6 separate regions of the Mus musculus genome follow, and all the other regions are linked to region 6. A link is a loop called in an ENCODE intact Hi-C map of the cell type or tissue named here. Cell type or tissue: left cerebral cortex. All regions are shown on one strand. Region 1 overlaps Ubn1 (ubinuclein 1). Region 2 overlaps Ubn1 (ubinuclein 1). Region 3 overlaps Ubn1 (ubinuclein 1). Region 4 has its middle 15 kb from the start of Anks3. Region 5 overlaps Dnaja3 (DnaJ heat shock protein family (Hsp40) member A3). Region 6 holds the start of Sec14l5 (SEC14-like lipid binding 5).

Region 1 (4,000 bases), 87 kb after region 6:
GAAGAGGGTATCAGATCCCAGTACAGATGGTTGTGAGCCACCATGTGGTTGCTGGGATTTGAACTCAGGACCTCTGGAAGAGCAGTCAGTCTCTTAACCACTGAGTCATCTCTTCAGCCCCCAACTCCTACATTTTTTTAATCAAGTAAATTTTCCATGTTCTTGGGCAAGGAATTTTAATATTAATAGTGATTATAATCTATATGCTAAGACTTCAGAGTGCACATAAAATACTGAAAAATAGATGCTTGCTTCAAAATAAATGTCTCTAAGCCAAGTATGAAGGTACATTCCTGTTATTTCAGCACTTGGAAAACAGAAGCAAAAGAATAATCCTCTAGGGCTGGGGAGATGGCCCAGAAGTTAACAGCACTGAACGTTTGTTCTTCCAGAAAATAGGGGTTCAATTCCTGGCACCCACATGGCAGTTCACAACTGTCTGTAACTCCAAGATCTGACACTCTTACCCAAATATATAAGGAATCAAAACACCAATGCACACACACAAGAAAGTCGAAAGCCAGTCCATACTATATAGTATTGCTTGATTTCCAACCTCAAACAAAAAAAGAAAAAAAATTCTTTATTCTACTTTCCACTCTAATAAACCCATCCACTCAAAGAGATGTACATGATTTATAGTATGTATACATACTGGAATACTATGGTGCATACAAAGTACAAACATTTATGATAATAAATGAGTGGTTTTATATGTTTTGCCTACATGTTTATATGTGCAGTATGTATATGCATAGTGCCCAGAGAGGTCAGAAGAGTACATCAGATCCCCTGGAACTAGAATTACAAATGGATGGAGCCACAGTATGGGTGCCAGAAATGGAACCTGAGTCCTATAAAAGAGCTCTGCTCTTAACTACTAAGCCATCTCTCCAAGCCTACATGGGTTTAAAAAAAAATGTGCTGTTTATTTGTATCTTCTATTTCTACAATGATCACCACATACAACTTAAATGGCTAAAATAACCTTTAGAAATTCCATTTCTAGATGGGCAGTGGTTACACTTTTAGTCCTAGCACTTGGGAGGCAGAGGCAAGGAGATCTCTGTGAGTTCAAAGCCAGTCTGGTCCACTACTGTTATACAGAAAACCCCAACTCAAACAAACACACAAACAAGCCATTTTTGAGCACTACCCAATTTAACTCCTCAAAGCCAAGCCAACACATCTTTTCAATTACTACCCAGAACCAAAGACTCAGTTCTGTCCAAACACAGCGTGCTGGCCATTACTGAGCTCAGCCAAGAACCTCTGGTGCTTAAACCTCAACATATTGTAACTTCTGCTACCTGTGCTCCTGAAATTTTTTAAAAATACCTGTAAGACTGTAAATTCCTATGAGGCAGGGACAGTCTTTCTGACTTTTATATGGTCCTCCCTGTGCAGCAGCACTTCACATTGTAAAGAATATGTGTTCAATGGATTAATAGCCAAATATATCAGATTATACTGGGAGTAGGTGCCTAGGACCTCACACATGACTGTACTCTTAACACAAGACAGATCCACTCAGAATTTGTAAAACTGAAAAGGAGTGATTCCCTTGAAACTTGATCCAAACTTCTCCCTTGTACATGTCATACATTTTTCTGTAATATTAAAAGTAATAAGGAACTTCTTTTCCCCAGCTGCCAAAAATAAAACAAGGTAAGTCAGAGCACTGGAGTTCTAATTTCAATTGTTTTATCCATTTAGTATGAGCCCATAAGTCAATACATTAACCGACTCCTACTATCTCTTTCTCTTCAGAATGAGGACACTATCTATAGTAGGAATTGTGACCAGATTTTATTGTTTTCATCCTGTTTACTTGCACTTATACACATGATGACCCTTGCTATAGATGCACTGATTTCATTCTGCCTTTAAGATTGTCAATCAAGACAACAAACACAGTTTGGGCTGGAGAGACAGACAGCTCAGCAGTTACAAGCATTTGGAGAAAACCAGGAGTTCCCTTCCTAGCACCCATATAGCAGCTCAAATCCTCTGTAACTCCAGAGGATCCAACTCCCTCTTCTGGCTTCTACAGGTAACACATGTGGCACAGACACATATAGACAAACCACTAGTACACATAAAAGCAAATAATGGATGGAGCAGGAGTGATGGCTCAGGTACTTGAGAATGTTGCCTACTCTTGCAGGAAACCTGAGCTCAATTCCTAGCACCCACACGATGGCTCACCATCATCTGTAAGTCCAGTTCCAGGGGATCTGACACCTAGTTTCTACAGGTACCAGGTACATATACAGTGAATAGACATACATGTAGAAAAAACACTCATAAAATAAAATTTAAAAGATAAACAAAACACATTTTAGTCAGGTGGTGATATATACCTTAATCTCAGCACTGGGAGGCGGGAGGGGGTGGAGGCAGGAGGATTAAGAATTTAAGAGCATATTGCTATATGGTAATTAAGAGGCCAGTCTATGGTACATGAGACCCTGCCTCAAATATAACAAAACATAACCCTACACATTTTTATTCAAGAAAGGTGAGAAGTCCTTCTAGCTAGCCATGCTTCCTCCATACATTCCCCAAATCAATCAGGCTGGGTGAGTTACTTGGCACTGAGACACTATGCTAGAGACTTACCAATACTACCTCATTCTACCCAGGTGCTGGCTCATCCTTTTCTACTAAAAGCCACTAGAGACCAAAATGCCACAAGTGTGGGCCTACTTACCTTCTCTTTCAAGCCTACCAATATACTAATAGACAGTGACTGCTTCAAATGTTCTTCATCTAGCTCCTACTCATAATATATGATGCTATGTACATACAAGCACAAAGAAATACAAAACTGGTCTTGATTGACAGCAGTTCCCTGTGAGGTAGGCGGATAGTATTTGAGGCAAGTAGAAATGTGGTGTTTTATGAGCCATGTGCAGGTTGCATGGCTCTGCTAAGTTTATGAAAAATCCACAAATTTTATCATTATGTACTTTTTAAAATTGTATGTATGATACAACTGAAAAATTTGTTTAGATTTTTTTAGTTGGATATAGTGGTGTAAATATGTAAACCCAGTATTTAGGAGCCTGCCACAGGACTCCTAAATTCAAGGTCAGCCTGGGCTACATAGTAAGACTGTGTGTTACTTGGTTTTTTTGTTTGGTTGGTTGGTTTTGTCTTGTTTCCCAGTTTGACACAAGCTAGAGTCATTTTAGAAGAGGGACCTCAACAGAAAAAATGCAACCTTCAGACTGGCCCATAGGCAAGTCTGTGGGAATATTTTCTTGGTATGATTGATGTGGGAATGGCCCACTCTGGGTAGAGAGACCCCTGGACAAGTGGTCGTGGGTTGTACAAGAAGGTAGCTAAGCAAGTGAAAAGAACCAAGCCAATAAGCAACACTCTTTCATAGCTCCTGCATCTGTTCCTGCCTTAACTTCCCCCTTCATGATAGACTGTAGTAGGCTGTAAGCTGAAATAATCCTTTCCTCCTTCCCAACTTGCTTTAGATTTCTACATTTATCACAGCAATAGAAAACAAAATGGGAAAGACATTATCTCAAAAATATACAAAAACACACACACACACTTTTTTTTTTTTTTGGTTTGGTTTTTCGAGACAGGGCTTTGTGGGGAGCGGGTGTGGCGGCAGTCCCAAAGGCGCCAGGGACTGCAGCTAAGTCATATGACTTGCACCTGACTTCCTCATATAAGACACAAACGTCTTGAGTGCTGCGCAGGTGTACCAGGATACAGGTGAACCCAATTTGGTGGAGATTTGCCCCTGCTGCCCTGATTAGCTGAAGCCTCGTGACTGGCGAGGGGGCGTGGCCTGCGGTGCGTGGATGAGAGAGAGTATAAAAGGAGTGAGAGGCCCAGGGTTCGGGGGATATAAACAAGAAGAATCAGGACTGAATAAACTGCTGTTAGAAGGACTGGTGGTCGCGTCGTTCTTGCTGGTCGAGAGCGGGCGCGACAGGGCTTCTCTGTATAGCCCTGGCTGTCCTGGAACTCACTT
Region 2 (4,000 bases), 75 kb after region 6:
GCTTGGCTCATGAACCAGTCTTACACTGAGGACTCATAACGGGCTATCAGAAGGAGGTAGTGCAGCAGATGGGATCCTTAGGCAGACTCTGCCACCCACCTGTTCGTAGAGGTGAAGTTTCCGAGCACGCTTGACTAGAGCATCCTTGCTGCAGGGCAGGAATGAAGCCAGATAGGCAAACACCCCAGAACGGATTTGGCTAGTCAGCTCCCGAGTTTGCACCTCTATGCTGAAGAACACAACACAGTCATCAATGGCCTGCAGCTCACTGCAAGTTTTCTCTTCCTTAGGTTGCAGACTGGAGAAGAAAGCTAGGCACCAAAAGTAGGCTGATAGTCACACAATGTAACCAACCATGTGGCCACAGCGATAAAATCTCCATCAGCAACAAGAAAAACTCTCAAGCTGAAAGAACTTGGCTAGGAAAAAAGAATCAAGGCTCTTAGGTCATGGATAAGACCAAGTCAAAGGTAGTCAAGAAAACAAAACCAAAGACAAAAAGATAGGAGTATTAAATTTCATAAACAAAGAAAATATGAAAGTTTTAAAAGTGAAAGTAACAAAATGCTTGGAGTTGGCAGGAAATATTTCCTGACAGTATTTCGAAGGTTTATTTTTGTTTTATGCAAAGTGTTTTGCCTATATGTGTATGTCTGTCCCATGTGAATGCCTGGTGCCCATGGAAACCTTAAGAGGACACTGGATCCCCTGGACTTAAAGTTAAAAAGTCAGGTTGTTAAAGACAGTTGTGAGCCACCATCTAGGTACTAGGAACCAAAACCTGGTCCTCTATGAGAGCAATGTCAAGTTCTTATAGGCACTAGAGCATCTTTCCAGCCTTCTCCACATTTTGATTTTCAGTTACTAATTCTATCCATGATCATGAGATCAGGAAAATCCTCACTCTCTAGTGACGCCAGCCAAACAAACAGAAAAAGCCCGAGCTTTCTTTATATGACACAATCAAGCAGGCTCTTTATTGACACAAAACTCTCACAGGTGCTCTTTGAGGCCCTGTGCTGAGCCAAAAGGTTCATCCACATTCTACTCAGTAGAGGCCATTTGTGGAAACATCCAAGCCTTGACAACTGTCCTTACATAAGCAAAGCCCTGCTATTGAGCATCAAGCTGCTCCTGCTACCTAATATAACCAGGAAAGGGGTTGCAAAGCTGTGGCCTGACATGGCTTAGCTTTGTATGCTTGCTGTTGTCCTTATTAATTAGTTCAGACAACCAAGTACCTCAGGTTTTTGGGGCTCTGGGAAAAGCATGACGGGATGAAGAGAAATGGCAGCACAAGTGAAAACGAGGAGGAACCCTGAAAGGCACCTAACTCCCAGCAGACCTGAGGTCACCAGGTTGTCATTCATTCTTCTGCATTCTCTTTTTTCATCGCATACTTGTCAAGAAATCCTCTTCCAACTATGACAATACATGTACTATATCATTTTAATAATGTCCGTTGCTGAAGATTTGTAAGTTCTATCATTTATGGAGATAGATGCAATGTCCCTGTTTCATTTTAAATAGGAGAACAGAGACAAACAAACAGATGGTACTCACTCCAGCAGGATGCCATTAATATCTTGAGTGAAGAATTTCTGTTTGCTCTCTCCCTCAGCAGCTCTGGCAGCCTGATTCACAGGAGACAGTGACAGCAATGTATTAGTGCCCTTTCCCATGCATCCCTCACATTCACCAGCAGGCACAGAGTCATCGCTCCCAAAGAGCACCTGCCAACAAAACACTCTGCTATCTTCCTATTTCCCAGCCCCAGATAAGGTCATCCCAAAGCTGACGCAGCATCTGTGGGCTGAGTTTCTTGGAACCATATTAATCATGGAAAAAGAAGTGATCCTGAGACATCTGGCTAGAGACCAACTCAGCCAGCTGTCTAGCTTCTGTGTGCAGGCCCTTACCAACCACCCTGTAAATTGCGATTTCTATGCTGTCAATGGTAGAAAAACAAGTAAGATCTTCAGCAAACCTCTCAGATTTAAAGCAGGAGTTCTCAACCTTCCTAATGCTGCAACCTCTTAACACAATTACTCATGTTGTGATGATCCCCAACCATAAAACTATTTCTATTGCTACTTTGTAACTGTAATTTTGCTACTGCTATGAATCACAATGCAAATATCTATGGTTTTAGGTGACTCTATGAAAGAGTTGCAACCTATAGGTTAAGTAAGACCTGCTAATTTAAAGACTTTTATGTATCAAAAAATAATGAAAAGTAATAAAAATACTGTGCACTACAGTCATACTCAGTACCCAGAGAGAAGCCTATTAGGAAAAAAAAAATGACTGTGTAGCTTCAGCACTTAAAGGAGATCCTTTGAAAATCTGTACAGTATCCCACACTCAGACTCCTGAAATCATATGTGATACTAAAGATGACAACTTGAAGAACAAGTCTAGAGATCCCTGAAGTGACCACAGCAAAGACTAATCCTGGTAGTTCTCACTCTTAGCTGCACATGGAAGTTCCTAGGCAGGTTTCCCTACCCCAGGCCAATCAAAACATAATCTTGGGAGTTGGAACTGAAGAATGTATGTTCTTGACAAGTAGCCCAAATATCAGATCTCTCTCAACATGCCACATGGTGATTCTAATGAGCAAAGAGGGTTGGGAATCACTGGCCTGAACAAAAAGATGCTGACCTGGAAATTAAGGCAAAATATAGTTTCTGAAATCAAACTTTATACAAAATGGGGACAACAAGGTGACTCTCTGATAAAGATATATAAATCTTTACTCTTCTGCCTTCTTGTAATTGCAATCTCTGGGTCCTCCTGGTTCCACTTGCTTATTCTACTAGGTCCTTTATACCCTGCCCACCAGAAACAGAGTTCAAAAGCTGATACTGACCTTTAACTCCTGATGCTCAGGCTTCTACATCTCAGCAGATCCCTCAAATCTAAGTCCTGACCCTTCTCCTCTGAACTCTGGACTAGTACTTCCAATTACCTTTAAATCACTTCCAATTACTTCTGTAAAGGAGTAGTTGAGTGGCCTTGGATAAGCAAGCAACTTATTAAAACTTACTTGCTTGACCTCCTAGGCTCCTACTCATACCTGCACCTTAGCCTTCTTAAAACATCTCACTAACTTCCTTAGAACCCTATAAGGGTTCTTTTCCAGCTGATAGTCAAACCCAACCATAACATATGGTTTTCCACTATCTGCCACTAGCCATCCATTTCTGCTCGTCTCCTACCATACACTCTGAGGATCCCACTGTCCAGTGACTCACATTCAGCTCTGTCCTACTTTATGACAAGGACCTCTTGCCCTGAAGACTAGTCTAATCAACACTCTGGACTCTAGTCTGAGTCCTCAGAGCTACTTTTTGATCTCCACTCAGTCTGGCTGTCTACCTAGCCCTCTGGTTAGCCATCCAAACAAGACTGAAGGTATTTCATTTGTTCTGTATTTCAGCCAGTTGTCTACCTCTCTACATGACAAGATCATGGAGGATAAGAACTTGAATCTATGCCATTGTATTCATTACAACTATCAAATCGAAGGTCCACTGAATGAGTGAAAGAAAAGAAAACATATAAACAGACAATTTTAAGAAGGCAAACTAGATGGAAAAAATTAAATATTGACTAATCAGAAATGAATGTGGAGAAACTATATAAAATTCAAACTTCTAAGGATGCCTTGTCTAAAAGATAGCCCATAGGAAACAGATGAAAGGTATAACATAAATACTGGACAGTGGAAGAAAGGACATATGCAGTCTATTATTTTATTTTATTGAGACAGGGTTTCTCTGTGTATCCCTGGCTGTCCTGGAACTCACTCTGTAGACCAGGATGGCCTCGAACTCAGAGATTTGCCTGCCTTTGCCTTCCTAGTACTAGGATTAAAGACATGTGCCACCACTGTCCAGTGTGGATTTTATTTTTAAATTAACTTATTTTACTTATTAATTTTTAAAAGATAGAGTCTTGCGGTATATCTAAGGCCAGCTTTGAACTTACAATAATA
Region 3 (4,000 bases), 62 kb after region 6:
CTCCCAGTAAGGTGGAAAGGTGGCCACCTCCACAGGAATAGAGGGCTACTGAGCTCCATACCCTTGAGGCAGGAACCAAAAGCACACTTGACCCACCCTAGGGTGCATACCGAGAGTGCTGATCACCTCCCCAAATGTGGTCTGGCTAGGCAGTCAGCCAAACCCACTGCGAGGCAGATTTATAGGATAGGAAACAGCCCTCCGAGTCCATATGAAATAGCCACTGGGTAAGTGTGACAGCCTGATGATGGAAGCTCTGTAGTCAACTATCTCTGTCCTCTGTCTACTCTCCAGACCCTCTGGACATCCCTCCTAAGTCTACACAGAAGCTCGCTGTGCAGAGGACACCAGCACCCCAGACCTGTTCTCTGTGGCAGATGCTTCAGAGAGAACTGTCCTACAGCTCTGCCAGAGAGAGATTTCTAAGAGTAAGACAAAGTGGAATGTCTACCTGTAGCTTAGAACCCCTGGGCTCTCAGACACAGAGGGCTGAGGGGCTCCACTGTAGTCCACCTGCATCAACTCTACAAAAACAAATCAGAGCTGGGAACCTGGGATTTGGGGGGGCTTGGGGGCTCAGATGACTTTCAAGTCAAGACGGCACAGGTTATGGTGTGCAGTCATTAAAAAACCCAATTAAATAAAACTGTCTTAAATACAGACTAGCTTTAAAAAAAGATCTTCATCTCAGATCCATTCAGTGGGCTGAATGGATAGGTGTGAGTTGTCAAAGTCTGCTCCACCAAAAGGCACTGGAATTAAGTCTTCCTATAATGTGATGTGTGAAGAGCAGTCCCATTCTATCCAACGCATTCAATGGTAATGACGAAAACAGCCCAAGATAGGTGTCTTTAAAAATCCTACCACGATTGTTGAATCTATAAAGATCTTTTTCTCTATAAGAGCTTCATTGTCATGTTCTGAGGAGAAACTGGCCCCTACAAGGAGCACACATTATGTGTTCTTAGTATTTTGCAAGGTCCCCCACATGCGGCTCTGGCCTGGGTATTGTCCTCTTGAGTACACAGCCTGAGGATGGGACGGAATCACAACCATCCAGGGATTCTACTGTGGCCAGGAGACCCTGACCAGTAGGGAACTCCGAGACACACCAAATGCCAGGAGTTAGGCAGATCTAGAACCCAGTGGCCAACAGATCTGCCACAGGTACACATGTACACTATACTTCCCAACACAGTCTAGGTACACTTCCCAGCACAGAGCTGCCCCTTGATGTCGTCCAGCGACAAAGCCATGAGGCCTAGAGCACCAGGTCAGTAAGCGCTTTGTGAGCAGCAGAAGCTGCCTTGGTTGGAGGCCCATCTGAAGTGCTAAGAAGTGCTCCATTTCAAACTCACGCCTGCTCCAGAAGAAAAGCAGTGGGCATGAAGAGCACAGCAAATGTCTGTTATCAGAGACATACATGTTGGGCTTCCTCCTAGACCTATGTCATTCAGTTCCATCCTCCAAAGTGGTCACAATTTCCTCGGTACAACAGGCCCTTTACCATGAAGCTGTGAAGCATCTGGAAAAGAATAAGTGAAATCAGATCATTCTTTAAGTGCTCCAATTCCTTTTAGACAGCATAAACAAACTTCACAGGAAACAGAAGCAGCAATGTCCCCCGACAGCAGCTGTGTGCATTGCTACTTGCAGCATCCTGTGTCATGCATGAGCACCAGCACTTCTCAGGCAGGAGGCCATTGAGCCCGTTTACAGAACAGGCACTCTGCAACATGACGACCACACAGAATCCAGACAATGTTCATTCTCTTGCCATCAAAATGTACTCAGGTATCAGAGGTACAAAGACAAAGGTAAGCATCAAATCCACATGGAAGGGAAAGCAGAACGGAAGCAAGCCTCAGCTCACTGCTAGATAGAGTACTCCCTGACAGCCCTACAGAGCCCCACACTGTAGCACAGCTCAAAATGAAGTTCAGTCTGCTAGCCCATTTTGCATGGATGCTCTTCTGACTGCCCCATAGTTTTTCTCTTTCTCCTTGAGGTACTGGTAATGAGACAGGGCTTTATATATGCTAGGCAAGTGCTCAACCACTGAGCGACATCCGTAACTCTTCTGATAGCTTTGGAAGACCAGGGGAGGGAAACATAAAAATGGTCCAAGAAATGTTTTTTTCTTTTCCTTTCTATCAGTGTCCCTCTGCCCTTTGTTGCTGAAAATTCTACAGATGCAGAAACTGTTTCCAGTCTCTCTTCAATTACTTTGTTTCTCTCAAAAAAGGTCATTTTCAAAGCAGGTAGAGGTGGCACCATCTCATTTTTCACAGCACACAGGCTCTCCATAGCTGGGAGACACCCACATTGCACTTCACTCAAATGGTAGCCACCCACCCATGCAGAGGAAGTCCTCAGGTGTGACTGCTTCTTCAAAGAATTGACTACTGCTACTTGCTTTGCTCTTCAAAGGTCCAAAGGTTTCCCTCTGAGAAATGCAAACTCACCCTCATCCTAACAAGGCCTCTGACATCCACTCACTACAGAGTTCCCAGCTTTAGGACATGAATGCAAGGAGCTCACAGACAGATCCTAAAGCAGACAATGAGCTATGGACCCACACTGTCCATGAGCAGGTCACGGATTCATCCCTAGAGTCTGCATCTGACTCCTGCCCTAAATTCAGCCTTTCTCTCCTGATAGCCCAGGGACCTGGTTGAAACAGGTCTAAAGTACTAACAATACTAGGTCAAAATCAGGTTCTCACAGAGTTCTTTTTTTTTTTTTTTTTTTTTTTTTTTTTTGGTTTTTCAAGACAAGGTTTCTCTCTGTGTAGTCCTGGCTACAAACTCACTTTGTAGACCAGGCTGGCCTCGAACTCAGAAATCCACCTGCTTCTGCCTCCCAAGTGCTGGGATTAAAGGCGTGTGCCACCATGCCTGGCTCTCATAGGGTTCTTTAAGCCAAAATTTCATGAAGTATCTATAACTATTCTCATGCTCTTGAGCTCACAATGTACTCAGGGCTCTTAGAACTGCCTACTTCCAAAAGCCCCATTCTGTCAGGAGGCCCTGGCCTCATTGCAGGTGTGCTTCCCAATCTGTTTCAAGGGAGCTTACACCAGGGAGGCCTAAAAGCTGCTTCTGTTTCAGAGCTGTGCCAGCTTCAGAGATCGAGGCCTTTCCTTCACAATCATGTACTATGGCCTCTCACTGTCCTATGGATACTTACACTCTTTCAAAGAGTCTCTACCATCTGACAATGCCTGGAGGTTATGTAGCATTGCACCATAAAGGCTCTAAAGTGCTTGGTTAACCTCTGGACAAGTAACACCATTACCTTTCTTCTCTTTAAATGCATTAGGGTTGGAACACCTGTTTCATGCTCATGCTCCATCATATAGCGTCACACAGGCTAAGTCTGACCCAATGACCAGTCCAATAAGAAACCAGGGAAAGTCTCTGGTAGTATAGGCCTGTATTATTCTGGAACCCAAAAAGCCATAGCCTCAAAATACAAAGCAAAATACAAAACAGAGATGATAAGGCAGAGATGGCTAATAGCGCCAGCAGCAAAGCACCTACGGGTGGAGGAGTGTGGCGCACAGAGTGCACAGCACGCTGCCCACCTGGCATTTACCTGGCAGGCTCTGTGGGACATGGGTAGACACAGCAGCATGTGGGAGAGGCGCTGTGTGGGGTGGGCTGGAGTGCAAACCAGCCAGAAGACCTGAGAGAAACAGGAGGGGAGAGAACAAAACACACACATTGAAGACAGAACAGAAAAGCAGTTTGGGAGATCTAGAGCCCCAGGCAACCTGCAGACCAGTCTGGAACAAAACAGCTATCCCGGGTACTATGCAGCTTCCAGAGGTGGGGGATGTTCCCATGGTTACACCAAACACATACAGGACCCAACATGGCACACAACATAGGAACAGAGGCAGGAGACAAGAACTTACTGTGGCTGAGGCCATGGTGGAAGGTCCCAGGGGCTGGACCTGTGACAATGGCATCCTTAGAGACTCCTGCTTTGGCAGAGG
Region 4 (4,000 bases), 170 kb after region 6:
AAGCTCTGGGTTCGATACCCAGCACCCTACAAACAGGGTATGATAGAGCTTGTTAGCACTTGTGAGATCAAGATCAGAAGTTCAAGGCTATCCTTGACAACATAGCAAGTTTGAGGTCTGCATGACTTACACAGACTACTTTTGGGGGTGGGGGTGGGGTCAACATGTATGCTGTTAATCCCATTCCTCATGAGGCAGAGGCAGGGGGACCTTTGTGAGTTCTAGATTGGCCTGTTCTACATATTGAGCTGTTTAGCCAGGGTTACATAGAAAGACCCTGTCTCAAAACGAATAAGTATATAGCAAACTTTCACGGTTTCTTCCATCACAAATGTTCTAGCCAACTCAGGAATGGATGAAATGGAGATTAGGTAAGTGACTTAGGAACTGAACTACAAGGCATTCTGTGGATCAGCCTAGAAAACAAAGGCTACATTACCCACAATGCAGGGCACAGTAGTGCCCACTAGGTCTCATGCGGTGGTGTGTTGTAGGCAATGTGGTTCTTTTCATGGTCTGAGCTGGCTGTCAGGCCTAGGACTGAGGTTCCTGGATAGGCATTTTCTTGCTGTTGGATGAGTTGGCTGCTGAAGGTAGTACCATGCCATCTTTCCCACACCTGATAGGCTGCACAAGGAAGATCGGACCTATGCCAGCCACTGTGCTTCACCCATTCTGCAGCATAGCCCTAAGTGTACAGAGCAGGACCTGCTGAGACCAGAGCCTGACCACAATGCATGATGCTCTCCACAACTCAAACTTCTCCAGAAGCTACCAGGCCCAACACTTCTGATGCTGCCAGTCAGTACAGCAACCCTGCTCGGAATATCTTTGGACCGCCTCTTTGTGTCCTGTGGTCACCATGAGGACATTGCAGAAGGACCTTCACTGTACCCATGGCACAGAGCTAGAAGGGAGCATATGTCTCCTGCACTATAGGCTCCATAGTCTGGTGGCCTCTCTAACAGAAACCTCCAACAGTTCAGTCAAGATGTTGGTAAGGGGTGGCTGCCTCCACAGGACCTGGTGGAGAATCCACTCCCCCCCCCCCCGCCCCATTTCCAGCTGCAGGTGGCTGTTAATGTCCCTTGAGTTGAGGCCCATGACACCTTCCTTTTATAACTCCTCCTTCCCTGTGTGGCCCTAGCTGTCCTGGAACTCAGTTTGTTGACCAGGCTGGCCTTTAACTCAAGAGATTTGTCTGCCTCTGCCTTCCAAGTGCTGCAATTAAAGTTGTGCAGCACCTAGGGCTGGAGAGATGGTTCAGTGGTTAAGAGCACTGACTATTCTTCCAGAGGTCCTGAGTTCAATTCCCAGCAACCACATGGTGGCTCGCAGCCATCTGTAATGGGATCCAATGCCCTCTTCTGGTGTGTCTGAAGACAGTGATGGTGTATTCACAAACATAAAATAAAAATATTTTAAAAATCAGGCTGTAGGCAAACCTTAAAAAAAAAAAGGTGTGTAGCACCATGCCCAGTGTTAAGGCTGTGCATGGATTTGAGGGCCTCTGCAGTGCCCTCTGGTGGCACTTATACTATGAGGCTTGTGTAGCTGTCCCGAGCCTGCTGCACAGCCAGCACCCTCTCCTTTCAGCCACTCTAAAAGGGCAATGTGGGGCTTGTTCAGGAGTCAGTGGAGAATTGGGGGAGTTTGAGGTTCCCTTTGCAGACTCAGAGCTGCTCTGTAGAGCTCATGCCCCTGAGGAAGCTGGGGGTTGAGCAACTGTTCCTGAGGTGGGGAACCCAGGCTGCCTTATCCTCTCCTTCAAGCCTCACTGACCTGTAAGGTGAACTGCTGTGGTCAGCCCACACCCATGCTTGGGGGAAGTGGCTGAGTACTGAAGTAGACACCTTGTTAGTAGTTAATGAAATCATGAGAGTTTTTGAAGCTGTGGAGTTCTGGGATGTTCGATCCAGGTAGTATGTCTGTTACACATGACTAAATACGTGTTTAAAAAACATGTTATGTGTATGTATGTGCAGGAGGTGTGCGCCACCATGTCTATTTGGAGGCTGGCTTGTTGGTTGTCTCCATGGACTCACAGGTCTCAGGCAGCAGACACAGGTTCCCAGAATTAGCAGCTAGTGCCTTCCCTGCTGAGCCCTCTCCCTGGCCCAGGGTGTCATTCTGACATGTGTTCTGCTTCTGCTCTGCTCTTTCACCGCCACGCATGACCCAGGCTTATTGTTTATTCTTTAATAGCCATTGTCATGACCCTTTGTATGGTGTGATTCTTCTCTCTAGGACCAGCCTCGAGGCCTTTTGGGGTGCACATGGAAACAGCAGAGACCCAGACCCCCTCTGCCCATGCAGCCCAGGTCTAGGTTCATGTCCCTGCTGGTGGCATAGGGAGCGGACTAATAGGCATTTGCCATTTCTTGGGTTCTCATGCGGAGCCTGTCTTCCCTCCGTGTTCACTGGGCCTCTGCTTCTTTCTGTTTGGAATCCTGTCTCTACCTCATGGTCTTGTTCCTAATGAGGAAACCTGAGAGTTTTGGGTACCAGGTGTGTATCGTGATGGCACTGCACCCGGTCCTATGAAGTGACCCTCAGTTTTATAACCCCCAAGACCCCACCTTTAGAATCGTTTGTACTTGCTTTCTTGGCCTCTTTGATCTCCTGTATGATCTTCTGAGGCAATGATGGACATTGCCCAAGTGGAGATCTGGCTTTGGACTGATCTGCTTGCCCACTACCACCCTGCAGCTTTCCTGAAAGCCAGTGATTCCTAGGCGCAGCTGAAACTGCAGTAGAGTTTATTTTCTGTCACTGTGAGTCATTCTCAGCAAGCTTTCTGACATTATGAGCTGGGAAAGTGTGGCTTGGGAACAGTGGATGCCTTTGCTCTTGACAGTTAAGTGGATGAAGTGAAGGCTGCTGGGCAGAGGGAGGAGTCATGCTGCCCTGGAGTTCAAGCATGGGACCTCAGCACGTGGGCAGGGCAGGCTGGAGTCCGTGTACAGGGAGGCTACCTGTGGTCTTGGCAGAGGCCCAACTTGCATGTGGCTTCTAAAGGACATGTCTTGGGATTGGAACTATGGTAGCATCCCCTGTGGGTTTGTGGACAGGATTATGTGGGCTTAATGCTGCCTACCAGTGACCTGCCATAGGACCTGATCTTTGTGTGGCTCAAAGCCTGACACAGATTCTTGCTTATCTTTAGCAGCCGGGCAGCTGGCAGTAGCACCACCCCTCCATCCAAATGCTAAAACATGTTAGATACCAAGCACCCTCCCACACCACCCACACCCTGCCTCCATAGTGGTTTCTCTGCTCTTTCATGGAGCAGCCTGGAGCAGACTTGAGAGATGAGGTGGCAGGAAACCAAAGGGGCTCAGACAGCAGGTACAAAATAGTCCTAAAGATGGAGTCTGCGGGGTGTTGGTGGTGGGGCCAGGCTTGCAAAGTAACAGGTGGAGGAAGCTCAGGTGTCCCGTGAGGACCAGGACTTGGCCGATCACACAGCTGTTACTGGGTACCCAGGAAGGGAGACTGGGTACCACTGCATTTCACACAGTGTTAGAACTCCCAGGAAGTATGGTATTCCATTCAGACCAGCAAAGATTGGTGCCGCCTTTGATTTGGAGTGGCCTGAAACCTATGTGTGCTTTTGTGTCTCGGTTAAAAAGAGAGAGAAAGCAAATTTCTGGTTTTGCTCCCTTTCCATCAGATCTGTATGTATGTACTCGGGTACATGAAATGCCAGGAATCCAGGAACCTGGTGAAATTTTCTATAGGAAACTATAAATGTGTTTAAATATGGGATCGGGAGAGGCCCCGGATGCAGTTGTCAACACCACAACAAAGGTTTAACTATGCTTGAGCTGGCTGCGTGGGGTCTAGACTGAGGGTCCCAGCCCCTGAGGTCCAGGCTGTTAGAAACAGGATACTGGAGAGACCGCCAGGGCTGCGTGGTAGAAAGTCTGCCACCCAATCTGCTTCTCAGGTCTTTTACCTGAGTTGCCTATAGCTGCCCCAACCCAGGGAGCAGCTGTGT
Region 5 (4,000 bases), 460 kb after region 6:
TGAAAATGGCCCCCACAGACTCACAGGGAGTGACACTATTAGAAGGTGTGGGTTTATTGGAGGAAGTGTGTCACTAAGAGTGAGTTTTGGGATTTCAGAAGCCAGCCCCAGTGTTGCTTTCTCTTCCTGCTGTCTGCTGATCCAGATGCAGAACGCAAAGCTACCCTTCTAGCACCATGAAAAAAAACTTGCTGTGGCCATGGTCTCTCTTCACAGAACTAAAACCCTAACTACGGGGCTGCAGAGATGGCTTACTGGTTAAAAGCACTGACTGCTCTTCCAGAGGTCGTAAGGTCAATTCTCAGCAACTACATGGTGGCTCACAACCATCTGTAATGGGATCTGATGCCCTCTTCTGGAGTGTCTGAGGAGAGCGACAGTGAACCCATAAACATAACATTAAATAAATAAATAAATAAATAAAACAGAAACAAGAACAACAACAACAAAACCCTAGCTAAGACACAGGGTCATTCTCCAATAATTCTGTAACTGGTCAATGGTTCTCTCACAGATATTTGGTTTCTTCCTATGTGCTTTACGGTCTATTTTTACAATTGCTAACTTAAGTCATCAAATAAGGACTGATTTGATCAGTCTAACTGGGATTTCCCGAGATCAGCTATCAATATGAATTACCTGAGTATATTTATTGATCAGATGAACCTTGCTCTTGTTTTGTTTTGTATGAAGGCAGACTATATAGCCCTGCTTAGCCTTAAACTTACAGAAATTCTCTTGCCCTCAGCCTCACCAGTGCTAAATTACATATATGCCACCACTTCGGGTCTCTTTTCTTTTTTAAAAATTACACCTATTCCTTTTGTGTACATATGTGAGTGTTCAAATGCTATGGAACTCAGCAGGGGTCAGAGGACGATTTATGGAAGTTGCTGAGGATTGAACTTGTCATCAGGCTTGGCAGCAGATAGATCGCACCAGCCTGTTTTCTTCATTTAGAGTCTAAGTTAGCAGAACTAGCAGGGACACAGCACCACCCTGGACTGTATGATATGCCAAGCTATCTTGTGCAGTGCAGACTCTGATGTGTGCACAGAGCTGAATGGCCAGTGAATGAACCCACAAGTCACATTACCTCATAAGCTTCTGCCAGCTGGGAAAACTTCTCCTTGGCTTTGGGATCATCCTTATTTGTGTCTGGATGATATTTCTTGGCAAGCTAAGGGGAAAAAAAGTAAATTACTATAGATATGGATAGTCACTAAAACAGAACCCAAATACTTGCTACAATTATGTCTCTTTATAACAGCTGTCTCTCTTAAGATAGCAACAAAAATTTTTTTTTTTTTTTTTTGGTTTTTCGAGACAGGGTTTCTCTGTATAGCTCTGGCTGTCCTGGAACTCACTCTATAGACCAGGCTGGCCTCGAACTCAGAAATCCACCTGCCTCTGCCTCCCAAGTGCTGGGATTAAAGGCGTGCGCCACCACGCCCGGCCAAGACAGCAACAAATTCTTAAAGCAAGATTTAAAATTTGAAAATAAATCATTCCTTCACAGATGTCTTAGGGGCCAGAGAGATGACTCAGCAGTTAAGAGCACTGGCTACTCTCCCAGAGGTCCTGAGTTCAATTCCCAGCAACCACAGGGTGACTCACAACCATCTGTAATGAGATCTGGTGCCATCTTCTGGCAAGCATGTACACATGCAGGCAGAACACTCCATACATAATAAATAAAACAATCTTTAGGAAACAAAGCATTTACTACTCTTGCAGAGGACCTGGATTCAGTTCCCAGCTCTGATGTGTTAGATCACAACTCTAAAACTCCAGTTCCTGGGGATTTGATGTCCTTTTCTGATCTCTGAAGGCACCAAGAATGCATGCAGTATATGTACATGAGACAAACATGCATGCACACAAACCAAAAATAAATATATGTTAAAAGTAATAAGTAGGGTCTGGTGAGATGGCTCAGCAGGTAAGACCACTGACTGCTCTTCCGAAGGTCCTGAGTTCAAATCCCAGCAACCACATGGTGGTTACCTGTAATGAGATCTGACACCCTCTTCTGGTGTGTCTACAGTGTACTTATGTATAGTAATAAATAAATCTTTGAGCCGGAGCAAGCAGAGGTCCTAAAATTTAATTCCCAACAACCACATGAAGGCTCACAACCATCTGTACAGCTACAGTGTACTCACATATATAAAAATAAATAAAGGGCTGGTGAGATGGCTCAGCAGGTAAGAGCACCCGACTGCTCTTCCAAAGGTCCTGAGTTCAAATCCCAGCAACCACATGGTGGCTCACAACCATCCGTAATGAGATCTGACTCCCTCTTCTGGTGTGTCTGAAGACAGCTACAGTGTACTTACATATAATAAATAAATAAATCTTTAAAAAAATAAATAAATAAAAATAAATAAATAAATCTTTTTTTAAAAAAGTAATAAGTAAATACTTGACTAGCCCTTTAGCATCCTGGTGCTCTGAACCTATGCAACAGGGAAGCAAATAACCTGCACAATTTTGGTTGGTTGGTTGGTTTGGTTTTACAAGTCAGGGTTTATGTAGCCCTGGCTGTCCTAGAATGAGCTCTGTAGACTAGTATGGTTTTTTGTTTTGGTTTGGTTTGGTTTTGAGACAAACTGGCCTTAAACTCACAGAGCTTCGCTTGCCTCTGTCTCCCAGTACTGGGATAAAAAGGCAGCACAACCACACCTGGCTTGCCTGCTGTGCAAGGTTTTGAAGAATTACGTAATAAACGTATGACAGTTACTGCTATAAAAAATAAAGAAATTAAGAATTAAGAAAGAATTATGAGGAGCTGGAGAGATGGCTCAGCAGTAAGAGCACTGACTGCTCTTCCAGAGCTCCTGAGTTCAATTCCCAGCAGCTACGTGGTGGCTCAAAAACATCCATAATGGGATCTGATGCCCTCTTCTGGTGTGTCTGAAGTCAGCTACAGTGTACCCCTATATATAAAATACATAATGATAAAACTGCTTTAAAAAAAAGAGTAATGATGTTTACCTATATAATTTCTATTTATTTATATATGTCATAATTGTGTGGACAGCATGGTGTACGTGTGAAATCAGTTCTCTCCTGACTTTAAATGGTTTTGGAGGAATTGAACTCAGGTCACTAGGCTTGATGTCAAATGCCTTTACCCACTGGGCCATCTTACCTGCCTCTTCTCTTCTTTCTTAAAACGTTAACAGATTGATATCACATTCATTGCCCACCAAAGGCACCCCAAACTCCATCTTTCCCAGATCATTCCATAGGCTCGGCTGCTTGTGACCTGCCTTAGCAGGCTATACATCAAGGCAGTAAGGACCAGACAACATCAGCACCAAGCTGGGTTGAAGAGATGGCTCAGTGGCTAAGAGCACATACCCCTTTCCCAAAAGACCTGAACTCAATTCTCAGCCATGTTAGATGGTTCACAGCTGCCTGTAACTATAGTCCCAAGGGGATCCCTTACCCCTGTCCTCTGTGAACATCTGCAGTCATGTGCATATTCCACAGATGCACAAATTTAAAAACTAAAACAAAAGCCAGGCATGGTGGCACATGCCTTTAATCCCAGCACTCGGGAGGCAGAGGCAGGCAGATTTCTGAGTTCCAGGCCAGCCTGGTCTACAGAATGAATTCCAGGACAGCCAAGGCTACACAGAGAAACCCTGTCTCGAAAAGCAAAAACAAAAAAAAAAAAAAAACCAACAAAAATTAAAGCAAAACATACACACACATACACACACAGTGACCAGACCAGCAATCTTTCTACAGTCTTGTCAGTAAACCTAAGACCAATACAGACCTGATAATAGGCTTTCTTGATATCTTTCTGGCTGGCATTTCGGGGCACTCCCAGGATCTGGTAATAATCATCTTTGGCCAAAGAAGCACTTGTGTGGAAAGAGGTGGTACAAACAAAAGGGAAACTTTTTGTTCCTGGAAATGAAACAAGAAAGTAAGTTAGTCTGGGAGTTTATCCAACAAGAAGAAATTATAAATAAGTGACCAGCTA
Region 6 (4,000 bases):
GAGAGCAAGCAGCACTTCATGCTGTCTCCCCATCCCCACTCTTTCAGAGGCACCCTCAATGCCACCCACTCAAGCAGGCACACACATTTACATTCCCACGATTGTCCTCGCACATTCTCCCCGTGACTTGCTGTGGACATCCTGCCCTATGCCCAACCCCCAGTGTTTTTGTGCCTGCCCTTTCATTTTCCTCCATAATAGCCTGACACGTGCACCTTTCTGTACGGTTCACCTGCATCCCACTCCCACACAGGACAGTCCTTGTACACGCAGCATAGAACTTTGCACAGGCACTCAGCTTTCTGCAGCAACTCCACACACGCGCACTCTATCCCCCCAGGTGCACACTAATGGGCACCCACACAAAGCTATTCGAATACACATACATGCGCAGGCTCCGCTGCTCCGCTCACCCTCAGAACTGCTGAAAACACAGCACAGTGCTCTGGCACCTGCTTGACCTGGGAGCTGAGCTCGCCAAATCACCAGGAGGCGCCTTGCCCGGACCGCAGAACTCAGGAGCTCAATAGCCTCTTGTCAATCCTACACAAACAGTGGCCTGTAGGGCAGAAGAGGGACCAGAGCGGTGACAGACATGCCCAGCCTGGACCGCTCCAGGACCCGGGACAGAGGGAGAGCCTGAACTGGCCTGGCACCACCCCCACAAGATTATCTTGTTCCCTGATTGGTTTGGTCCCAACCCCGCCCCGGCCAGACTCGCCCCGCGTCTTAAGCCTGCCCCTCATTTTTATTCATCCCTCTCTTGGTCACGCCTTCAGCCCTACCTTTGCTCCCTATTGGCCATGGCTCGAGAAGACCCCACCCGTGTTGACCCTGTTCACACTCACCCAGACTCAACAAAGGCTCCGCCCCCAACCCAGTCTCTGTACCCATGAGCACCCAGCCCTGAGGACGCGACCCCCCAACCCCCGTTCATTTGCACCTGCCCAGAGTTACAGAGCGCGACTTCCCTAGTCCACAACTACCTCGTTCTGAGTAACCTCTTCTTGAACCTACTGCACCTGAACTTTTTTTTTTTTTTTCCGGTTCGGTTTGAGGCGAAATCCACACTGAAGACCAGTCGAGGCTATATTACCCCAACCTCCGGATTACAGATGTGCTCCACCATGTCCGGCTGACCCCTGGCCTTGATCTCATTCTCCACCTGACCTCGCCTCGAAGGCTGCAGGGGTCTAGCTTAAACCCTTCTGTATGCATTGTTTATTCACTCTTCACACCTTTACAGAGCGTCCACTAAAAGTCGGGCTGTCCGACGTTAAATAAATTAGGCAGGCTGGAGAGACAGCTCAGCAGATAAAAGCAGGTACTAGTCTTCAGGAGGAGCGGAGTTCGACTCGCAGCACCCAGGTCAAGAGGCTCACAAAGTCCTGTAACCCCAGCTCCAGGGGGACCACCACTCAACTACACATAAATATATACATAATCTAAGATAACAAAAGTAAATCTTAAAAAATAAATAAGGTAATGCGCATTATTTGGTAATGTAGACATGGAGAAAATTGCAGAGGAGAAGATAATCAGGAAAAGAGTCACCCTAGGCTTTTGTCCCTTCTAACTTCAGCCGCATGCAAACCCTGCCAGTCTTCCCAGGGTGCCCAGGGAACAGCTTCACTCCCATCAGCCCTCCCTTCTCTCAACCTAGCAATTCACCGTGCAAGAGCAACGGAAATGGCCCTGATATTGTTGCCATCTTCTTAGCATCCTAGGTAAGATGTAATCAGACCTCGCAGACAGCACGTGCTAAAGCGCTATCTAGGTTATAAAGTAGAAATAGGAGTCGAAATTCCCAGTGTCAACACAAGGTGGCAGCAAAAGATAACCTAAGTAGCCACAGGCTATTGTTCTGTCCCAGGTCTCCGTATTTGATTCATTGAGGGGACTTTAGTGGTCTCCCCAGGATCAGCACAGTGACTTAACACTGTCATCTGGTGTTTTCCCAATACCACACTTAAGCCACAATCTTCTCTGCTCCAAACCTTAGGGAAGATGTGACTGTGCTAGAAGAGTGGGTAACATGTTGGATACAGGGAAGTCTGAGGAAAGAGAGGTGCCTGTGCGTGGACAGAGCACTGCACTCCAGCGCCAGGGACACAAATTAATAATATCACTACCACCTATAGGGTTGCAGTTCCCTTTAGCTCCTTGGGTAATTTCTCTAGCTCCTCCATTGGGGGCCGTGTGACCCATCCAATAGCTGACTGTGATCATCCACTTCTGTGTTTGCTAACCAGTACCCGGGAGCTCTTGTCTCTAGCTGCATATGTATCAGAAGATGGCCTAGTTGGCCAGCACTGCAAAGAGAGGCCCATTGGACTTGCAAACTTTATATGCCCCAGTACAGGGGAACGCCAGGGCCAAAAAGGGGGAGTGGGTGGGTAGGGGAGTGGGGGTGGGTATGGGGGACTTTTGGGATAGCATTGAAAATGTAAACGAGGAAAATACCTAATTAAAAAAAAAGTAATATGGGAGGTGAGGGAAAATGACAGGAAGTAGTCTTCTTCAAGAAAGAGTCCTCCCAGTTGGTTAGCCAATAGTAAGTGGTCAGCCCTGTAACTACATACATATATGTAGCATTATTTGGACTGAACATATTGTATTTTATATTTATAACTATTAAATAAATGAATATTAAATTATAAAAAATAATAATAATATCACTACCGCCACACACGTACATATTGTTCCATACACTCTGCTAAAACCTTTCAAATATAAATGCACTTAATCCCCAAACAGCTGCTGTCGGGAAGAAAGGGCTTGGAACTTGAGGGAGCTGGTGCAGGCAGAACACTGCAAATGCATTAAATGTCACCAAGTGGTCTACAGAAAGATGGCTGACTGTGTGTTCTATAAATTTCACCTCATCTCAAACAATAACTGGAGAGTTGGTAGTGTTGCGCGGCTCCCGTGAAGTTCTGGGTTCCACCCTCAGCACCACATGTAGCCCACCTGGAATATCAGCCCTCAGAGATGGAAGCAGGAGGATCAAAGTTCAAGGTCATCCTCAGACAGACAGAGCAAGTTTGAGGTTAGCGTGGGCTACATGAGACTGCCCCAAAAGTAAGTAAGTAACTAAGTAGCAGTTGGAGAGATGGGTCATTGGTTAAGAGTGCTTACTGCTCCTGCAGAAGACCCAAGTTAAATTCCCAGCGGCTACCCTGAGTGGCTCACACCTGCCTTTAACTCCGCACCAGGCAGGCTACCCAGTGCTCCTTCCCTTCCAAGGGTACCCACACACATTGCAAACACTCACATGAACGGGTAGAAGTAAATAAAACAATAATGAATCTTTAAAATAAATAAGTAGCTGGGCGGTGTTGGCGCACACCTTTAGTCCCAGCATTTGGGAGGCAGAGGCAGGCAGATTTCTGAGTTCGAAGCCAGCCTGGTCTACAAAGTGAGTTCCAGGACATCCAGGGCTAAACAGAGAAACCCTGTCTCGAAAAACAAAAACAAACAAAAAAAGAATTAGTGATCTTAGGATTCAAGTGAGAGACCTGACCTAAAAATGTAAGGAGGAAAGTACTTGAAAAGACGCCTAGCTGGGTGTGGAGGCCCACACCTTTAATCCCCTCACTCAGGAGACCTCTGAGTTCCAGGACAGTCAGGGCTACACGGAGAAACCCTGTCTTAGTTAGAGTTACTACTTCTATGGTGAAACACCATGACCTAAAGCAAGTTGGGGAGGAAAGGGTTTATTTGGCTTACACTTCCGTACTGCTGTTCATCATTGAAGGAAGTCAGGACAGGAACTCAAGCAGAGCAGGAACCTGGAGGCAGGAGCTGATGCTGAGGCCACGGAGGGGAGCTGCTTACTCACTTGCTCCCCATGGCTTGCTCAGCCTGCCTTCTTATAGCACCCAGGACCACCAGGCCAGAGATAGCACCACCCAGCATGGGCTGGGTCCTCCCCCATCAATCACTAACTAAGAAAATGCCTTACAGGCTTGCCTACGGCCTGATCTAACAGGGGCACTTT

What was found. Peaks named below come from ENCODE experiments on the same cell type or tissue, not always from the same donor. Only the 100,000 strongest peaks of a DNase experiment are listed, where the experiment ranks them.
Region 1: it touches region 6 in a loop (2.5-fold over the local background); 21 of 42 quality-filtered maps call a loop at or near these places.
Region 2: it touches region 6 in a loop (2.4-fold over the local background); 6 of 42 quality-filtered maps call a loop at or near these places.
Region 3: it touches region 6 in a loop (2.0-fold over the local background); 6 of 42 quality-filtered maps call a loop at or near these places.
Region 4: a loop joins it to region 6, with 9 times the contacts of the local background. A loop is called at or near these places in 26 of 42 quality-filtered maps.
Region 5: it touches region 6 in a loop (3-fold over the local background); 5 of 42 quality-filtered maps call a loop at or near these places.

The regions. Positions count from the first base shown.
Region 1 is chr16:5,056,356-5,060,355 of GRCm38, reverse strand. The region is part of intron 3 of Ubn1 (ubinuclein 1); the gene reads right to left. Among named protein-coding and RNA genes, the nearest start is that of Gm23483, 2.5 kb to the left of the region's middle. In left cerebral cortex, a CTCF peak has its summit at 2,042 (motif pointing left); no DNase peak of the experiment used is centred here.
Region 2 is chr16:5,068,283-5,072,282 of GRCm38, reverse strand. Ubn1 (ubinuclein 1) reads right to left here. Exons shown (of 19, transcript NM_026666.4): 9 at 1,564-1,634; 10 at 100-229. Among named protein-coding and RNA genes, the nearest start is that of Gm23483, 9.4 kb to the right of the region's middle. In left cerebral cortex, no CTCF peak of the experiment used is centred here; a DNase peak (open chromatin) is centred at 1,759; H3K27ac peaks cover 1,241 bases.
Region 3 is chr16:5,081,581-5,085,580 of GRCm38, reverse strand. It overlaps Ubn1 (ubinuclein 1), which reads right to left. Exons shown (of 19, transcript NM_026666.4): 17 at 3,920-4,000; 18 at 3,598-3,687; 19 at 1-1,525. The coding sequence ends at 1,476. Among named protein-coding and RNA genes, the nearest start is that of Gm23483, 23 kb to the right of the region's middle. In left cerebral cortex, no CTCF peak of the experiment used is centred here; a DNase peak (open chromatin) is centred at 2,411.
Region 4 is chr16:4,977,706-4,981,705 of GRCm38, reverse strand. It overlaps 4930451G09Rik. Among named protein-coding and RNA genes, the nearest start is that of Anks3, 15 kb to the right of the region's middle. In left cerebral cortex, a CTCF peak has its summit at 1,522 (motif pointing left); DNase peaks (open chromatin) are centred at 1,538, 2,455, 2,800 and 3,239; H3K27ac peaks cover 2,133 bases.
Region 5 is chr16:4,687,161-4,691,160 of GRCm38, reverse strand. It overlaps Dnaja3 (DnaJ heat shock protein family (Hsp40) member A3), which reads right to left. Exons shown (of 11, transcript NM_001135112.1): 2 at 3,791-3,924; 3 at 1,097-1,180. Among named protein-coding and RNA genes, the nearest start is that of Dnaja3, 5.1 kb to the right of the region's middle. In left cerebral cortex, CTCF peaks have their summits at 1,647 (motif pointing left) and 2,903 (motif pointing left); no DNase peak of the experiment used is centred here.
Region 6 is chr16:5,143,582-5,147,581 of GRCm38, reverse strand. Sec14l5 (SEC14-like lipid binding 5) reads right to left here and starts at 473. Exons shown (of 16, transcript NM_001127725.1): 1 at 453-473. In left cerebral cortex, CTCF peaks have their summits at 591 and 1,806 (motif pointing right); DNase peaks (open chromatin) are centred at 79, 641 and 1,813; H3K4me3 peaks cover 1,096 bases; H3K27ac peaks cover 366 bases.